Linked DNA regions of Homo sapiens: all the other regions are linked to region 1. The links are chromatin contacts, found by Hi-C or POLR2A ChIA-PET in ENCODE. All regions are on one chromosome and are shown on one strand. The core of a region is the stretch at or near the end of the contact, and the rest is flanking DNA. Distances in the headings are between cores, read along the strand shown. Region 1 holds the start of ADAR (adenosine deaminase RNA specific). Region 2 holds the start of HAX1 (HCLS1 associated protein X-1). Region 3 holds the start of EFNA3 (ephrin A3). Region 4 holds the start of PMVK (phosphomevalonate kinase).

The links. A loop is a pair of places that touch in the nucleus more often than their neighbours do. ChIA-PET counts read pairs that join two places held with the same protein, here RNA polymerase II (POLR2A). Pooled maps may share reads with other maps.
Region 2: a pooled map shows a loop between it and region 1 (8-fold over the local background). The contact joins the promoter of HAX1 here to the promoter of ADAR in region 1. A Hi-C loop is called at or near these places in 3 of 37 single-sample maps with no recorded cell type and 9 of 50 pooled maps. POLR2A ChIA-PET finds 5 or more read pairs at or near these places in 2 of 52 experiments (GM10248 and HEK293).
Region 3: a loop to region 1 is called in a map with no recorded cell type, with 11 times the contacts of the local background. The contact joins the promoter of EFNA3 here to the promoter of ADAR in region 1. A Hi-C loop is called at or near these places in 3 of 37 single-sample maps with no recorded cell type and 8 of 50 pooled maps. POLR2A ChIA-PET finds 5 or more read pairs at or near these places in 4 of 52 experiments (B cell, H1, MCF 10A and 1 more).
Region 4: a map of CD8-positive, alpha-beta T cell shows a loop between it and region 1 (17-fold over the local background). The contact joins the promoter of PMVK here to the promoter of ADAR in region 1. A Hi-C loop is called at or near these places in 10 of 168 maps with a recorded cell type or tissue (B cell, CD4-positive, alpha-beta memory T cell, CD8-positive, alpha-beta T cell and 5 more), 35 of 37 single-sample maps with no recorded cell type and 24 of 50 pooled maps. POLR2A ChIA-PET finds 5 or more read pairs at or near these places in 18 of 52 experiments (BJ, CD4-positive, alpha-beta T cell, CD4-positive, alpha-beta memory T cell and 14 more).

What each region holds. Positions count from the first base shown.
Region 1 is chr1:154,606,741-154,610,629 of GRCh38, forward strand. ADAR (adenosine deaminase RNA specific) reads right to left here and starts at 1,446. Exons shown (of 15, transcript NM_001111.5): 1 at 1,252-1,446. The coding sequence starts at 1,266. RefSeq lists a silencer at 1,220-1,329 and enhancers at 1,330-1,719, 2,389-3,382, 3,466-3,545.
Region 2 is chr1:154,270,887-154,274,786 of GRCh38, forward strand. HAX1 (HCLS1 associated protein X-1) reads left to right here and starts at 1,743. Exons shown (of 7, transcript NM_006118.4): 1 at 1,743-1,890; 2 at 2,450-2,712; 3 at 2,888-3,075. The coding sequence starts at 1,838. It also overlaps a transcript of UBAP2L not described here. RefSeq lists a silencer at 1,359-1,499 and an enhancer at 1,637-1,806.
Region 3 is chr1:155,076,252-155,080,704 of GRCh38, forward strand. EFNA3 (ephrin A3) reads left to right here and starts at 2,586. Exons shown (of 5, transcript NM_004952.5): 1 at 2,586-2,818. The coding sequence starts at 2,691. The region is part of intron 1 of EFNA4-EFNA3 (EFNA4-EFNA3 readthrough); the gene reads left to right. RefSeq lists silencers at 2,505-2,664, 2,695-2,844.
Region 4 is chr1:154,934,098-154,938,242 of GRCh38, forward strand. It overlaps PMVK (phosphomevalonate kinase), which reads right to left and starts at 2,622. Exons shown (of 5, transcript NM_006556.4): 1 at 2,494-2,622. The coding sequence starts at 2,588. RefSeq lists a silencer at 2,072-2,171 and enhancers at 2,128-3,070, 2,892-3,091, 3,071-4,012.

The DNA of each region.
Region 1 (3,889 bases), core at 196-2,695:
ATTACATAACAACTCATTTAACATTCATTGCCTCCCAGATTTCACTTTAATCTGGTCTCACATATTTAGGATCAAGAGATAAGCACTACCCCCTTTGCCTTTACCACACAGGTTCCACAGTGCAATACACTGACACCTGTGCAGAAATGCTTTTCCTTCAAGTTAGGCGTCCTTAATCCTTTCAAAGGAGTGCTTAAAAAAAAAAAAATATATATATATCTTAACAAAATTGAGGTATATAATTTAGATACAGTAAAATTTATCCTTTTAAGTGTATAAATCTATGAATTTCGACAATCGCCACCACAATCAAGATATAGAACATTTCTATTTCCCTAAAAAGCTTTTTCATGCCACTCAACAATCAATTTCTTCCACGATACCCAGTCCCTGGCACCCACGGATCCACTTTCCATCCCTATAACTGTGGTTTTTTTTTTCCAGAATGTCATATAAATGGACTCATACAGTATGCAGCCTTTTGAGTCTGGCTTCTCGTGCTTAGCATAACGCACTTGCGAGTCACCCGTGTTGTTACTTGTAACAGTATTTCCTCTTCACTACTAAGCAGTATCCCATTATGTGGATGTATTTCAGTTTATCTGTTAACCTGCTGAAGGCCATTTGTGTTTTCCCAGTTTTTAGCTATAAAGTGGTTAACAAGCTTTCTCCTACAGCTTAAGTGCCATTTTTAACTCCCAGAAGGCCTTCAGGAGGTGGATAAGGTGAGCTGAGGATAGTGTGCGCTGCTCAAAGTCCGAACGTTGTTCAAGTGGGGCTAAAGCGGGGGTAGGGGGTTCCACAAGGGGCCCTAGCAGAAAGGGAGACGATGTGTCTGCCTTGACATGGGCTCAGGCCTTCCTACTCAGACGGGGGCGCATTTTCCCCCAAGCCCTCTTCACGCACTGCTCCATTCTGCAGAATTAATGAGCAGGATACAAATTCACAAATTCCTAAACCAGCAATGCTGCTTGGCAAGACTACACACACACGCACACACACACACACACACTCTCACAAGACGCACAAATTCCTAAACCAGCAATGCTGCTTGGCAAGACGACACACACCCACACACACACACTCACAAGACGCACAAATTCCTAAACCAGCAATGCTGCTTGGCAAGACGACACACACACACACACTCTAACACTCACAAGACGCACACGCTACGCACTGCAACACAAAGCCTGTGAGGTTGTAAACGAACCCAGACGGCGGCGAAGGTCCAAGGCCGGCCCGGCTTACCTGCCGCGGATTCATTGCGCCCGCGAGGCATTGCCCGGCCCGACCCGCCGGCGGCACGACCCTGGCCCGACCGCTGGGCCGCGCCAGCCCCTCGAGGCCCCCACGCCTCCGCTACTCCGCACTGGAAGTGGCCCCGGGGCGTCGGCACGGGAAACTCCGCGGGTCTGCGCGCCGGGCCCAAGATGGCTCCGGTTCAATTTCGCTTTCGTTTCCTCGGAAAGCCTTCCCCTCCGGAAAGTTTGGCCAAGAGGAGGGGCTTGAGCAAATCTTGCGCCACGCTTGGTTTCAGGCCGGTTACAAGTCGAACCCCTCCGCTGCATGAGAACTACGGAAGGTACTTTTTTTTTTTTTTTTGAGGCGGAGTCTCGCTCTTTTTGCCCAGGCTGGAGTGCAATGGCGCAATCTCGGCTCACTGCAACCTCTGCCCCCCGGGTTCAAGCGATTCTCCTGCCTCAGCCTACGGAGTAGCTGGGATTACAGGCGAGCGCCATCACTCCTGGCTTTTTTTTTTTTTTTTTTTTTGTATTTTTAGTAAGAACAGGGTTTCACCACGTTAGCCAGGGTGGTCTCGAACTCCCGGCTTCAAGAGATCCGCCCACCTCGGCCTCCCAAAGTGTTGGGATTACAGGCGTCAGCCCCCGCGCCCGTCCGGTACTGTTTAGGAAAACCGCCGTTTCAGTACTGAGCTCCTAATTCCCCGCACAGGCCGTAGGCAGGAATACACGAATAGAGCAAAAGGAAAACAAAGGCACACAAAACCTCAGGCCAGAAACAGCATGACGCCCGGTCCTCCCTCTCTCCGCGCCAGCGCGGTGGTGGCCGCGTCTCCAATGTGGAGGGGGGGGGGAGGGGATGGGCGGGAGCGCAGATCTCGTCAAACGACCAAGGTCCCCACCGTGGGACCTTGTTAATGCTCCTACTATGTTATAAACTTAAGCAAGCAGATGCCAGCCAGTAAAAAGTACCAAGAGTAGCAACAGCAGCAGTGAACAATTTAGGATCTAGGTCATAAAAACTACCCCACCAGGCAAATGGTTAAGTACTTTACATGTATTATCTCCCTTAATCTTCACAACAGCCCTCCAAGGTAGGCATTATTCCCACTTTGCAGGTGTAGAAACCGAGGCTTGACTAAGGCCACGCTGCTGCCAAATCCAGGTCTGAAGGCTTTAGTAAAGCTCAGTCTTCAGCGCTTCTCTACACTCATTCAAATTACACCATTACTTTCAAAAAGATAACTTTTGTTATCTAGAGGGACAAAAGTCAAATTTGCTTCATGGTCAGGCTTCTCTAACTGCTGGATTTTTGTTCAAGGTATCTGGGAAACGATTATTCTAGGGTTCAACACCATCCTCACCTGTGAGAATGTTCTTTCCCTGTGTTTAATCTTAATTTTACCCCCATGCTTATGAAATTACAAGGCAGTCCCTTTATAGCAGTATCTCCAGCTGATGCCCTTTCATGGTGTTAGTCACTCCAAATTAACATTCCCTTGCAGGCTGGGCTCTGTCTTCCTTCTGGGCCTTTGCACATTCTATTCGTTGGCCTAGCATGCACCTCCTCCACGGCTTCCCGTGAATCAACCTTTCAAATTTACAAGGGAGGCCTTCCCCACAGCAGGTAGGGGGAGAGGAGGGGGAGCAGGTGCTGTTTGTGGTTTCCTACTCCATGCTTCTCGAGTTACTGGGCGCCTACCCCTAATAGGGCACTTGCACACTGCGCTAAAAACGCCCCATTCGATCATTTAACAAAACTTTACTAAGCACCTAATTATGTGGCAGATACTGTGTTAAGCACCCAGGATATGACACAAATAAGAGCGCCATCCTTTAGCTAGTCTGCTAGGGAAGATGGATGCCTCAGTAATCACAATTATCATGTACTTCTTGTTCATATATCTGCCTCTAGAATTGTCAAGTCATCTCCTCGGGGGCAGGAAGCATGTTTTGTATCCTTATATTCGCCTTCAGAGGGCTGGTTAGTTGAAAGAATAACAGACCCCTCAGTAGGTATAACAATGGGCAAAAACAATCGAAAGACAACTTCACAGGAGATAAAAAATATCAAACATATGAAAAGGTTCTCAACCCCATCACATCAGAGAAATGCACAGTATAGCTACAGTGAGCTACTGTCCATTCACCAGACAGACAGCATTAGCCATCTGATTAGACCAGGTGGCAGCAAGGATGCAGAGCAGCTCTTAGTCACTACAGGAAACCAGTTTACCATTATCTAGAAAGGTAATGGTAAACCCCAAGAAGTTCATGGTTGCATTATTTGTAATTAATAGCCCCCAAACTGGAAACAACCCAAATGTCCATCAAAAGTAAAATGGATAAATGGTGGCATATGCCCATGATGGAATACAATACAGCAACAAAAATGAAAGATCTACGCATGCAACAAGGTAGCTAATTATCTAAATATGATACTGAGTGGGAAAAGCCATATGTATACTATATGATCCCACTTACAGAAAGTCCCAAGCCAGGCAAAACCAAACTATAGTATGCTCTGCATAAAAGACAAAATGAGGCCGGGCGCAGTGGCTCATGCCTGTAATCCCAGCACTTTGGGAGGCCGAGGTGGGCGGATCACGAGGTCAGGGGATCGAGACCATCCTGGCCAACATAGT
Region 2 (3,900 bases), core at 493-2,992, 340 kb before region 1:
CTCAATTTCGTCGATGACCAGCTTGGTGAATAAGTATTACTGTACCAACTGGGCCTCCTCTAGCAGGCCCCTGAAGGCAGTGGAATAAAATGAAATCTTCGCCCTTTAAGAACTCCTGACCTTAATGTGGTAGTAGTATCTTGTCCTTGAGGGGATTTCCTTCCCCTCACCCCTAAGACTTTCACAACCTGGTGACTGGAAAGAACCACCACAAATCTTCATTTCCTCCAGAAACTGCTACATCTACAGCCGATTTCAGGCAGTAAAGGGAGAGGGATAGAGGAGATTGGGTGGAAAATGGAGAGGATCAAGAAGGAGCTGAGACCATTTCAAAGAAAAAAAATGCTTTATAGAGTTTTAAGTATGACTTAGATGGGTCCAGGCAAATAAACTAAAAAGAAGTGAAGGCAACATGTATCGTCTGGCAGAACTAAATCTTGGAGTGGGGTGAGGGATGAAAGACTACATATTGGGTACAGTGTACACTGCTCGGGTGATGGGTGCGCTAAAGTCGCAGAAATCACTAAAGAACTCATCCATGTAACCAAACACCACCTGTACCCCAAAAACGAAATAAAAAAACAAAACCTTGGGGCCCATTCCCCCTAGGAATGGACTACTGTAGTAGTGGCTTCTTGGATGCTTCTCTGTGACATAGCTATACCCAATTCTTTGAAAAAGAATCTAGAGCAAGGTCTGGCTTGGGGATGGGGTACAGGGAGAGACAGGTCTCGGAGAGGTTTTGAACAAAACACTTTTAAAAAGGAATGAGGACAGGCGCTTTGGGAGGCTGGGTTGGGCGGATCACCTTAGGTCAGGAGTTCGAGACCAGCCTGGTCAACATGGTGAAACCCCGTTTCTACAAAAAATACAAAAGTAGCCGGGCGTGGAGGCGCATGACTGTAATCCCAGCTACTCGGGAGGCTGAGACAGGAGAGAACCTGGGAGGCGAAGGTTGCAGTGAGCCGACATGGTGCCACTGCACTCCAGCCTGGGAAACATGAGAGAAAACTCTGTCTCAAAAAAAAAAAAAAAAAAAAAAAAAAAAAGATACCAAAGGGATATTTCTTTATAACCCCCAATTTGTTCCTTCTCAGGACTCAACTAGCTTCCCTTCCCTTGCTTTCTTAAAAATCCTTTGTCTTGCTGGTTGCAGAGCCTGCTTAGAAAAAAGAATTCTATATAGTTATAACAAACTCCCTAGTAGCTAGAGAGGTGGAGGAAGTTAAGTCCATGCGTCTCTTATGTCTTGATCTCTTCTCTGGGAAATTCAATACTAGAAGGAGCTTGGAAAAGCATTTTGTTCATCCCTCTAACAGCAGACATCGCCCAGGTCAGTCAAAAAGAACGCCCGAGTAAGGAGCGAGGTGGCTTCTGCTGTGAGGCTGGCCAGCCCCGCGGGTGGGGTGGTTGAGGGACGCCCTCAAGCCGGTCCATTTGTGCGGCTGGGCTGCCCTCTGGCGGCTTTATCCGGGTGCCATCCAGAGTCAAACCCTCGAAATCGCTTTTCGTACTGAGTTGGTCTGCAGAAAGAAGAACAGATTTAGGAGGAAGGCGGTCATAGGAAACTGAAAGTGCGTCACGCCCACTCCCGTCACGGAAACTGGTCTCTGAAAGGTGGGGTAAAGATAAAGCCTTTCAAATTTGAGGAAGACCTTCGGTCCCGCCTCCATTTCACGTCCGGCTTACCGTCGTTTACGACAGTGTCAGGATCGCGGGCTTGCTTTCCGGTAGCGTGGGCTGACGCCTCGCTCAATTTCTCACAGGGCTGCGCAGGTTTCCCCCGTCTGCGAATGGACCACTGGAGGGGTTCAAAGGTTCGCGTCCCAGTACGGGAATGAGCCTCTTTGATCTCTTCCGGGGCTTTTTCGGCTTTCCTGGACCTCGGAGGTGAGAGTAGGTCCGGCTCGGACAAGGGTGGGGGTCGTCTGAGGGGAGCTTGACCCCTACGTCTTATTTTTGGAAAAACATCCTCTGTCCCACTCCTTCAACTCCTGCAGAGAGGACAGAAGTCGCAACATTGAACACTCACCCCGCCACAGTAACCAAGGCGGTCATTAAGAGGAGAAACAGCAAACTAAGCCTTTCTCCAACCTGGGGTGATGCAACAGGGACCCGGGCGGGGAAGACCGTGAGGGTCTGGGGAATAAGACAGTGAGCAAGTGAGCAGGACCTTGGGAGAGAGAGGAGGGACTGGGGCACACTGAAGAAAAACTGGGGGAAGGTGTATGAAGGGAGCTGCGAGCTGAGGTCTGACTTTGATTAAAAAAAAAAAAAAAAAAAAAGAACTGTCAGCCATTGTATTAATGTTTTGATGTGGCAGCCAGTCCTCCGACCCTCTCCCTAGCTTCCCAGACCCCTTGCTCTTGTCCCACTTTGCCACCCATGAGTTGATTTAATGGCTTAAATAGTGCTGAAATATTGGTGGCCAATCTGCCTCCACTCTCAGCCACAGAGATCCCTTTTTTGGAGGGATGACTCGAGATGAAGATGATGATGAGGAAGAAGAAGAAGAAGGGGGCTCATGGGGCCGTGGGAACCCAAGGTTCCATAGTCCTCAGCACCCCCCTGAGGAATTTGGCTTCGGCTTCAGCTTCAGCCCAGGAGGAGGGATACGTTTCCACGATAACTTCGGCTTTGATGACCTAGTACGAGATTTCAATAGCATCTTCAGCGATATGGGGGCCTGGACCTTGCCTTCCCATCCTCCTGGTGTGTGGCTTTCCCTAAGGGGCAACCTGTGGTTTCTGGTGGGTTGGTGGGTGAAATAAAGAGCCTGCAGGGAGTAGCTGGGGGATGGGAAGTGTGAGAAGACTGATGATTTCAGAGAGATTAATAGAGCCCAAGTCCTTTCCCATCCCAGCAAACACCTGCCACCTTTCTGCAGAACTTCCAGGTCCTGAGTCAGAGACACCTGGTGAGAGACTACGGGAGGGACAGACACTTCGGGACTCAATGCTTAAGTATCCAGATAGTCACCAGCCCAGGATCTTTGGGGGGGTCTTGGAGAGTGATGCAAGAAGTGAATCCCCCCAACCAGCACCAGACTGGGGCTCCCAGAGGCCATTTCATAGGGTGAGTATCCCATCTGGTCCTGAAGTGAGAGCTTGTGAGAGACCACTAATAAAGTGCAAAGACTGGCTAGGTGCGGTGGCTCACGCCTGTAATCCCAGCACTTTGGGAGGCCGAGGTGGGCAGATCACCAGAGGTCAGGAGTTGGAGACCAGCCTGGTCAACATGGTGAAACCCCGTGTCTACTAAAAATACAAAAAATTAGCCGGGCATGGTGGCAGGTGCCTGTAATGCCAGCTACTCAGGAGGCTGAGGCAGGAGAATTGGTTGAACCCAGGAGGTGGAGACTCCATCTCAAAAATTGTTTGAGACCCAGCCTTGCTCTGTTGCCCAGGCTGTAGTGCCGTGGCACAATCTCAGCTCACTGCAACCTCCAATTCCCAGGTTCAAGTGATTCTCCTGCCTCAGCCTCCTGAGTAGCTGGGATTACAGTCGCCTGCCAAACGCCCAGCTAATTTTTGTGTTTTTAGTAGAGATGGCGTTTCACCGTGTTGGCCAGGCTGCTTTTGAGCTCCTGACCTCAGGTGATCCACCCACCTCGGCCTCCCAAAGTGCTGGAATTACAAGTGTGAGCCATCATGCCTGGCCAAAGATTGCAATTCTTGTTTGAATCTGATAGCCTTGGGTTGGAATCCTAAGCCCTCCATTTAGTGTTTTCTGTTTTCTATATTAAGCTTGTGGGATTTTCTTTGGGGGGAGATGGGTGTTCTGTTTCTTTTAAAAAACAAAAACAAAAAAACACCACTGGTCTAGATAATTCTTGGATAAGGCAGGATTGTGCACAGAGGATAGGAATATATCAGTTCAGGAAGTCTTTCTGGTAGAAGG
Region 3 (4,453 bases), core at 1,336-3,835, 470 kb after region 1:
GTGTGTGTGTGTGTGACTGAACTGCAGTGCAAAATATAATCCTACTGTGGTGGATCACAGTCAGAAACAATTTGAGTTACATTTATACCCAAACGTCTAGACCCCATCAATAAGGCCTGGGTCCTTCCATGACTCACATGCCACAGAGAGAAGCCCAGGCCTTTAGATTAGGCCCTGGGCATGTGGACAGTGGCTCAGATCTTATACACAGGGACTCAGTCCCTAGAGAAGCCCAGACCTTATGAATAGAGGCCTATAGACAGACATAGGCATTATAGCTAGAAGCACATATCCTGTAGACAGAATTGCCATATATGGTCATATAGTTTGTGCATGGCACAAAGGAGCCACCCAAGGGGAAGGGGACATCGGCCCAAGCTCCCTCACTAAGACAGGGAGCCACTAGAGCCACCTCTCACTGAAGGAGGCAGCACCTTTGTTTTTGCACAAAGGCACCACTTGCCAAGAGATGCACCCTAGGGACTGAGCCTGCAAAGAAGGGTCCTTTTTCTAATTCACACAAAGGCCCAAATCAGCTAGCAGCCCTATGGATAGAGGCCCAGGTAGACAAAGCACTAGATCCCACGGACACAGGCCTAGCTAGGCCCTATAAAGAGTATCTCAACTTCAAAACCAGAGGCTTCGACTCCATAGAGAGAGCTGCTTAAATCCTGTAGAGAGGGCTCCGGATTCTAAGAGAAGGGCTCAGTTATTATTGGAGGGTGGGTGTGGGGGTGCCAGATTCTAAAGAGTACCCAGGCCCTATAGAAAAAGGCCCAAATTCTTAAGCAGAACCTAGATTCGATAAACAGGGATATATCTTTTCTAAAATGGAATTTAAAGTCCTAGACCAAACCAGCAAGTTCCTGTTCACTATCAATATGAGCAGCGTCTCTGCCAACTGTGGGCCCCTACAGAGAGAAGCTGCCCTTGTGGAGCAGGGAATATGATTTGAGTGGAGGGGGCTGGGATTTGTGGCACCTGGAGTAAGCAGGTTAGCATCATTTGGGTGAAACAAATCTCTCTGGGGATGAGGAGCCTGCAGGGAGGGAGAGCTGTTTGCAGAGTCCCCCACTCCCATCCCAAGGGGCCTAATTTATTTGCTGGCTCCTGAGAAGGAAGAAGAGATCTCCTGGGGTGGAGAGGAGCCCAGAGAAAACAGAGACTACTCTCACCTGGCAGCAGTCAGACACTGAACCTATTCTGGATAGCACCGCCCCTGCCCCCAGCCTAGCACCTGAGGCTGACTTGTGGTCAAGACTCTGTCCTGCCACAGATAAGCAGATAGGGAGGTGCCTGCATGTTCCCTCTCCTGAAGGATAGAAGCAAAGTAGCAGCATGCCTGTCTCCCTGGACACAGGTGGTTGGCTTGCGTTCTGAGAACCCAGTCAGGCCTGGTTCCGCCTGGTCTGGGCCTCTCCAAAAGAGAAGAGATAAGGGACAGATAGCCCTAGGTCTGGTTTCTGAACCCTTTTCCTGAACTTCTACTTCCTAGAAAGAGAGAAGAGGAGAGCAAGGAACTGTGTGTGTCAGGATGCATGTGGGTTTGTGTGTGTGTTGTGTGTGGATGGATATAGGTGTGTGCTTGGGTGTCTCTGTGCCTGATCTCTAGCAGTCTGATAGTACCCTTTCCTATGTGTGTCTGGAAGGTGTACCTGTGTGTCCATATGTCTGTGTCAGGCACCTGTGTCTCTATGTTCTCTGCCTTTGGGTGACTGTGCCTTTTTTCCTGAATGTGTGTGTGTGATGTGTGTGCTTGGGTGTCACTGTGAGGACAATGACTGTGGTGAGAGCTGGAACACAAGGTGCTCTGCCCTCTGACTCAGGATCAGCGTCTCTGAGAGTAGGAGTGAGAATCCCTGGGGACAACCCTGGCTGCCCCGGGAGGGGCCCTGCCTAAGTGCCAGTGAGGAATCCTTTGTAGGTGTCCAGGGAACCCTGCTTTGCCCCAGCTGACTCTCTCCTTGACCCCCTCCTGCGCCTTGGGTTCTGGACCACTGAAGACTCTTACAGCTCCCAGTATTGACATTCTCAGGGGCTGAGCTCTTTTACTCTGCCTCCAAGATAAACAAGCCTCATGCTCAGCTGGGGGCTTCAGGTCACCAGCTGTCAAAGCCTTGGTGCCAGCTGAGGACTTCTCCACCACCCTTCTGTGCCCACCTGAGTCCTCATGCACACGGGAAAAGGGGGCATGGACGCAGCAGAGGGCCACAGTTTTCAGAAGGGAAGGGGTCCAGCCCTACTTACTAAGAGGTCCTGGATCCCCAACTTCTTCTCAAGTCTTCTCCTTCCCCTCATTCCCAGAGATGATTGGGCTTCCCTGAGATCGAGATCCTTATCTTGGGTTCCCAAATCCTTCTGGGAAATTCAGCCTGGGGAGCAAAAGACCCAGGACCAGTTGTAGCAAACTGAACTCAAGAAGGAGAGACGAGGCACGCGCTGGTCTTTCCCGAGGGGGCAGTACGGTCCCCACCTCCCACGCGTCGCGCGCTCCCGACCGGAGCGGGACGGGGCCTGTCGGGGGCGCGCCAGGGGCGGGGCTTCGGGGGCGCGCCCAGGAGGGCGGAGGGAAGGGCTGGGGGCGTGGCCTAAGGCTGGGGGCCGACGGCGGCGGCAGCAGGGAGCTGGGAAGCGGAGAAGCCGGGAGCGCGGGGCTCAGTCGGGGGGCGGCGGCGGCGGCGGCTCCGGGGATGGCGGCGGCTCCGCTGCTGCTGCTGCTGCTGCTCGTGCCCGTGCCGCTGCTGCCGCTGCTGGCCCAAGGGCCCGGAGGGGCGCTGGGAAACCGGCATGCGGTGTACTGGAACAGCTCCAACCAGCAGTGAGTCGGGGACCCTGGGAGTCCGCGCGTCCCGTCTCAGTGAGAGGGGGAGCCGGTGGGCCCGAGAAGTCCTGGGGGATCCCGGGGTGGGAGTCCTGGGAGACCAGAGCTGGGGGCTGGGAGGGGACGGAGAGGGGGACGCACTCTGTGGGCGTCTAGGAAACTCGGGGGTGTCTGAAGAGGCTGTTGGGCTATAGTAAGGAGCGCTCGGGCCGTGTGGAGGAGGCTGCTGGAGGGGCCCCCCACCCCATCTTGGCTTCTCTCCGCACCCGCCGCTGGAATAGCATGCCCCTGTCCCATAGTCCCACCAGTTGGGCTGGGGTTTGGGGGTAGCGCTGTGCTGGGGATAGGCCGCTGCATTTTGGGGCCCAGGGATGACCTGTTTTTGGCCATGAGGGCTTCCAGGGGTTCTGTCTAGGACTCCTGCTTTTAAAAGTGGGGTCCAGAGCTGAGGCAGGGAGTCCGACCGAGCACCTCCCTAGAAGGAAGGCGAATGGGTTGTCTTGGTTGTGTGGATAAGCCCGGCTAGGGTGAGCTAGGGCTGGGTCGCTGAGTTGGGGGGCCCTGGGAATGCTGCTTGGTTAGGATGGGAACGTGGGGTACCGGCGAGACGGAAGGCGGCAGAGAGATGTCGGTGTGTCACACACGCACACACACGCCCGGGCTGGGGACGGCGAATGGCTCCAAGTGTGAGCGGGCGTGCGCGGCTGTCAGTGTGCGTGTGTGTCTGAGTGTGTGATTTGTGTGTCTGCGTCGGCGATCGTCTGGGGGTGGGAGCGGGCTGCGGGTCGGGGAAGGGGCTGCGGTCGCTGTCCGCGCGGCCAGCTGCGTCTGGGCTGGGGTGGCTGTTGGCGCCGCCGCGGTCTGGGCGGGTGTCAGGGCGGCCGTGTGGTTTCCCGGGGTGTGTGGCGCGGTGGCCGGGTGCTGGCTGCGGGGCCGGGTCCTCATTCTGCTCAGTCCTTGCTGCCCTTGTCTTCTCCTCCCCGCCAAGCCGCCGTGTGTATCTCCCTGGCCACATCAGTGTGTGTCTGTGTGTTAGTAGGGGGAGATCCCTGGGGACGCGGGGGTCACTGTCACACCTGCCCGGGCGGTGGCGGCAGCACTGCCTCTGGCTGCCCACCCCAGGGACCGACCGACCAGGGAGCAAATGGCCAGACCCCAGGGGAGGGGACCGGGAGGGCCGGGCGGCCGCGACCCCCAACCTCTCGGAGGAGGGGCTGCCGCTCGCCGCTCCGCTCTTTGTTGTTTGGGGCTCCGCGCCTCCCCCTCTCTCCCTCCTCGCGCCCGGAGTGTCAGACTGGGGGTGGGGATGAGCCAACGACGCCCCCCTCTCGCTTCCCATGGAAACCTCGGGGGTGGGGACGTGGCCCCTCCCCCCCGGAGCGGGACTCCAAGAACTCCGGGGGGCGCTGGGGGCTGACTTTCCAGCTCTATCTAGCTCAGCCCCCTCCCCCAGACTCACACGTCCGCCCCCCACCCCGCTAGAGTCTGGCGGGGAACGGAGAGCTCGCAGGTGAGGGGCCCCGGGTTCCCCGCCACCCTTGGAGCACCTCAGCGTTCTTAGGGGAAGCCAGAGCCGGGGAGGATGCGGGAATAGGTTTGGTGGGGGGAGGTGTTGATCAGGTTCCCCTCCCC
Region 4 (4,145 bases), core at 1,372-3,871, 330 kb after region 1:
TAAGCTATTCTCCTGCCTCAGCCTCCCAAGTAACTGGGACTACAGGCCGGCGCCACCACGTCCCACTAATTTTTGTATTTTTAGTAGAGAAGGGTTTTACCATGTTGGTCAGGCTGGTCTCGAACTCCTGAGCTCAAGTGATCCACCCTTCTCGGCCTCTCAAAGTGCTAGGATTACAGGCGTGAGCCACTGCGCCCAACGATAAGTGTTCTTTGTTTTGTTTTGGTTTGGTTTTTTAAGAGTCAGGGTCTTGCTGTCACCCAGGCTAGAGTGCAGTGGTATGATCACAGCTCACTACAATCTTGAACTCCTGGGCTCAGGCAATCCTCGCACCTCAGCCTCCTGAGTATCTGGGATTACTGGCATGCACCACCATACCCAGCTAATTTTTTTTATCTTTTGTAGAGAGGGGGTCTCACTATGTTGCCCTGGCTGTAAGTGTTCTTATTTTCATGTTTCAGATGAGGAAGCTGAGGTTGTGAAAGGAGGATTGACTCCCCCAAAGCAACACTGCAAGTAGTGAAGCCAAGATTGGTAAAATAAATATAGCCAACATTTAGTTCCTGCACCTCTGCTAGGTGCCAATAATTATTCTAAGCCCTTCACACACATTATCTCATTTAATCCCCACAACCACCCTATTATCATCCCCATTTTACAGATGACAAAACTGAGACGCAGGCCAGGTGCGGTGGTGGTTCACGTCTGTAATCCCAGCACTCTGGGAGGCCGAGGCAGGCAGATCACCTGAGGTCAGGAGTTCCAGACCAGCCTGGCCAACATGGTGAAACCTGTCTCTACTAAAAATACAAAAGTTAGCTGGGCATGGTGGCACACACCTGTAATCCCAGCTACTCGGGAGGCTGAGACAGGAAAATCGCTTGAACCCAGGAGACAGAGGTTGCGGTGAGCCGCAACCTGGGTGCGCTCCAGCCTGGGTGACAGAGCAAGACTCCGTCTCAAAAAAAAAAAAAAAAAAAAAAAAAAAACATGAGGCACAGAGTGAATGACAGATGTGTACAAGATCACACACTAATCAACAGTGAGCCAGGGTTTGCATCCCAGCAGTCTAATTCCAGAGCCTGTGCTTCGGACCACTATTTGACGTCAGGGTTTGGAGGTGAGGAGAAATGCAACTTAGGAAAAGGTGGTGAGATACTTAGTGATGAAAAATTCAGGTGGTGACCTCTGCTCTGGGCTCTCCCACACCTTCATAGAACCCCCGTGGTACCCAAAAGCAGCTTCCTGGTACCCCCACCACACTGGCCTTCAAGAGGAGAGGAGCCCCACTTTCTCCCCAACCTCTGCTCTCCTAGCCCAGGTCTCAGCAAAATGCTCCTGCACAGAAGATCTTGCTTTGACAGAAAACACTGTGCAAAAGGTATTATTATTTGGGGAGGCAGCCAGATAAAACAGAAAGAAACCAGTCCTTGGCGCAAGATAAAGTTGAATTTGTTTGGGTTTTTTTTCTTTTTGTTTCAATTATATATTAATTGCTGAGATGCCCATCATGAACCACAAAGCTGAATTTGAATCCTGGATTTGCCACTTACTTTGTGACCAGCAAGGGTTTTTTGTTGTTAACTTCGTATGTTATTTTATTTTATTTTACTTCGAGACAGGGTCTCAGGCTCTGCTGCAAGGACTGGAGGACAGTAGCATGATTACAATTCACTGTAGCCCCCAGGTTCAAGCGATCCTCCCACCTCAGCCTCCTGAGTAGCTTGGACTAGAGGTGCTCGCCATCGCACTAGGCTAACTTTTCCATTTTTTTGTAGAGACTAGGGTCTTACTGTGTTGCCCAGGCTGGTCTCCACTACTGGGCTCTCAAGCCATCCTCGCACCTCTGTCTCCCAAAGTGCTGGGGTGACAGACATGACCACCACACCCGGCCTGTTTAACTTTTTAAGAGCCTCAGTTTCTTCACCTGTGAAATGGAGATGCTAATAATGGCACACAGTACCTAACAAAGAGGTGAAGAGGGTTTTTTGTTTTGTTTTTTTAAGACAGGGTCTCGCTCTGTCGCCCAGGCTGGAGTGCAGTGGCCAATCTCGCCTCACTGCAACCTCCGCCTCCCGGGCTCAAGCGATTCTTCTACCTCAGGCTCCTGAATAGCTGGGACCACAGGCACGCGTCACCACGCCCAGCTACTTTTTGGATTTTTCGTAGAGGCGGGGTCTCGCCATGTTGCCCAGGCTGGTATCCAACGCCTGGTATATAGAAAGTGCCTTCGTAGGAACCATTATTAATGCTTCTCAGAGAGACCTGCAGCTGAAGGTCTTTGGAGAGGTGGTCACCTGCTTCTTTGAGGCTCGCCTGTGTAGACTACTGTTTTATGTAATGGTGGCATTCCACCTTCCCCAGCCCAGTGCTCCTCCTGCCTTGCAAACGGACGACCCGTACTCCAAAGCTCACTCCGTGACACCCAAAAGCACTCCTCGTGTCACGTGATGCGGAGAGCTCCCCCTTCCACCTTTCCCGCCTCACGGACACCTGCTCTGCAGCGCCTCGGTCACGAAGTCCTTCCCGGATTTCCTCTTGCCGCTGAACAGCAGTACCAGCCGCGGGGCGCCTCCCAGCGGGGCCATGGGGCCGCCACGCCTCGCGATGCCTGAAGCTGACACTTCTCCCTACCCCTAAAATCGGGACACCGCGCGGAATGGACGCGGCCACTAAGCGGAGCGGCAACAAGGAACAATCGCGCCCCTCCTCGCCGTAGCTGCGAACAGGGCTGACCGCCCGCGACCGTGCCCTCAGCTCATGTCCAAACAGATATGGGGAGAAAAGGGTGAGACACGCGGAGAGAAAGGCGGTTCCTTCACAGAGCAGCCTCCCCTCGTGAAGCTCCCCCACCCGAACTCACTTAGAACAGTCCAGCCCCGCCCAGAACCTTCGCTCACAGCCTGGCCTGCTTAACTGACACCCGGGGAGGAACCGGACGCGACTACCTTCCTCCGAGGGGGGTGACGTCTGAAATTTCCTGAGGTGAACCCCATGTTCCCTTCCGCGCAGCCCTAAAACTTTAGGAAAAAAAATCTCTGGAGTGAGATCACGTTGGAGACGTTTTGGAAACTGCCCTTTTGCCTGTGCGTTATAGTACATGTGCCACAGCAAATCTGCGCGCGCCCCAGAGTGGGAATGGGTCTTCCTGGGGGCGTAAGGCAGCCCTGACGCGAGCGGCGTGTCTGGCCACGTCATGTCGGGGGAGGAGCAGAATCGCGCACACGATATTTCATTGTCAAGCAGATTTTATAACCCGAGACGTCACTAAGATGTGGCCCTTTAAGCCCGGCGAGAAACCTTTGATTGCTTTTCTAGCCGCAGCCTCCGGCCCAAAGGTTTTCGGAAGCAAACGGCGTGGGTGACATCAATAGTAAGGGAGCGTTGAATCCCTAGATGAGATTGCCTGGTTTCATCCGAAGTCTGGCTCCCAGCCAGAAGTTTGAGAGGCAGGATAAGAATAATCTGTCCTTTCCCTGCATCCCCGGTTCTGCCTCTTCCCGCAGTAGGTGACGGGTTGCCCCAGCTGAGTACGTCGAGTTGTTTTTGGCTATGACTTGCCGTCCTGCATTTTTCTGAGCATGTCAGAACAGAGCCTGCAACTCATTACTGCCTCCACTAGAGAAAAAGTGTAGTGTGGAGACTTAGGGAGAAACCATTAATTTCCTGAATGTTGAAAAGAGGCACAGGAGAGTGGTCAGATGCAAAAAGAACAGACTTAAGGAGGTGGTTTTTTGTTTTTTGGGGTTTTTTTTGTTTTTTTTCAGCAACCCAGAAAACACTGCACTCATCAACGCCCTAGAAGGCAGCACAGAGTGGATTTTCAGTCCCAGCTTGGACACTTAGCAAGTCACTCTGAGTTTACCACTGATAAGGCCCACTTCCCAGGGTTATAATAAGAAAGGAATGAAGAAAATATATGACAAGGTACAATAAAATACTTTGTAAGTTCTCAAGTATCATCCAGATGTAAGGGGTTGTTATTTATTCTTAGCACTTCGTCATTCAACACAGAATCAGATTTTCCAGCTCATCTTCAATAAACATGTATTTGGGCCTCCACGGAAAGTCCACATCTCCTGTTTTACCTGAGTCACATGGAAGGAGTCAGAACTTACTCCCGGAGTCTCTTTCCTCACCTGACC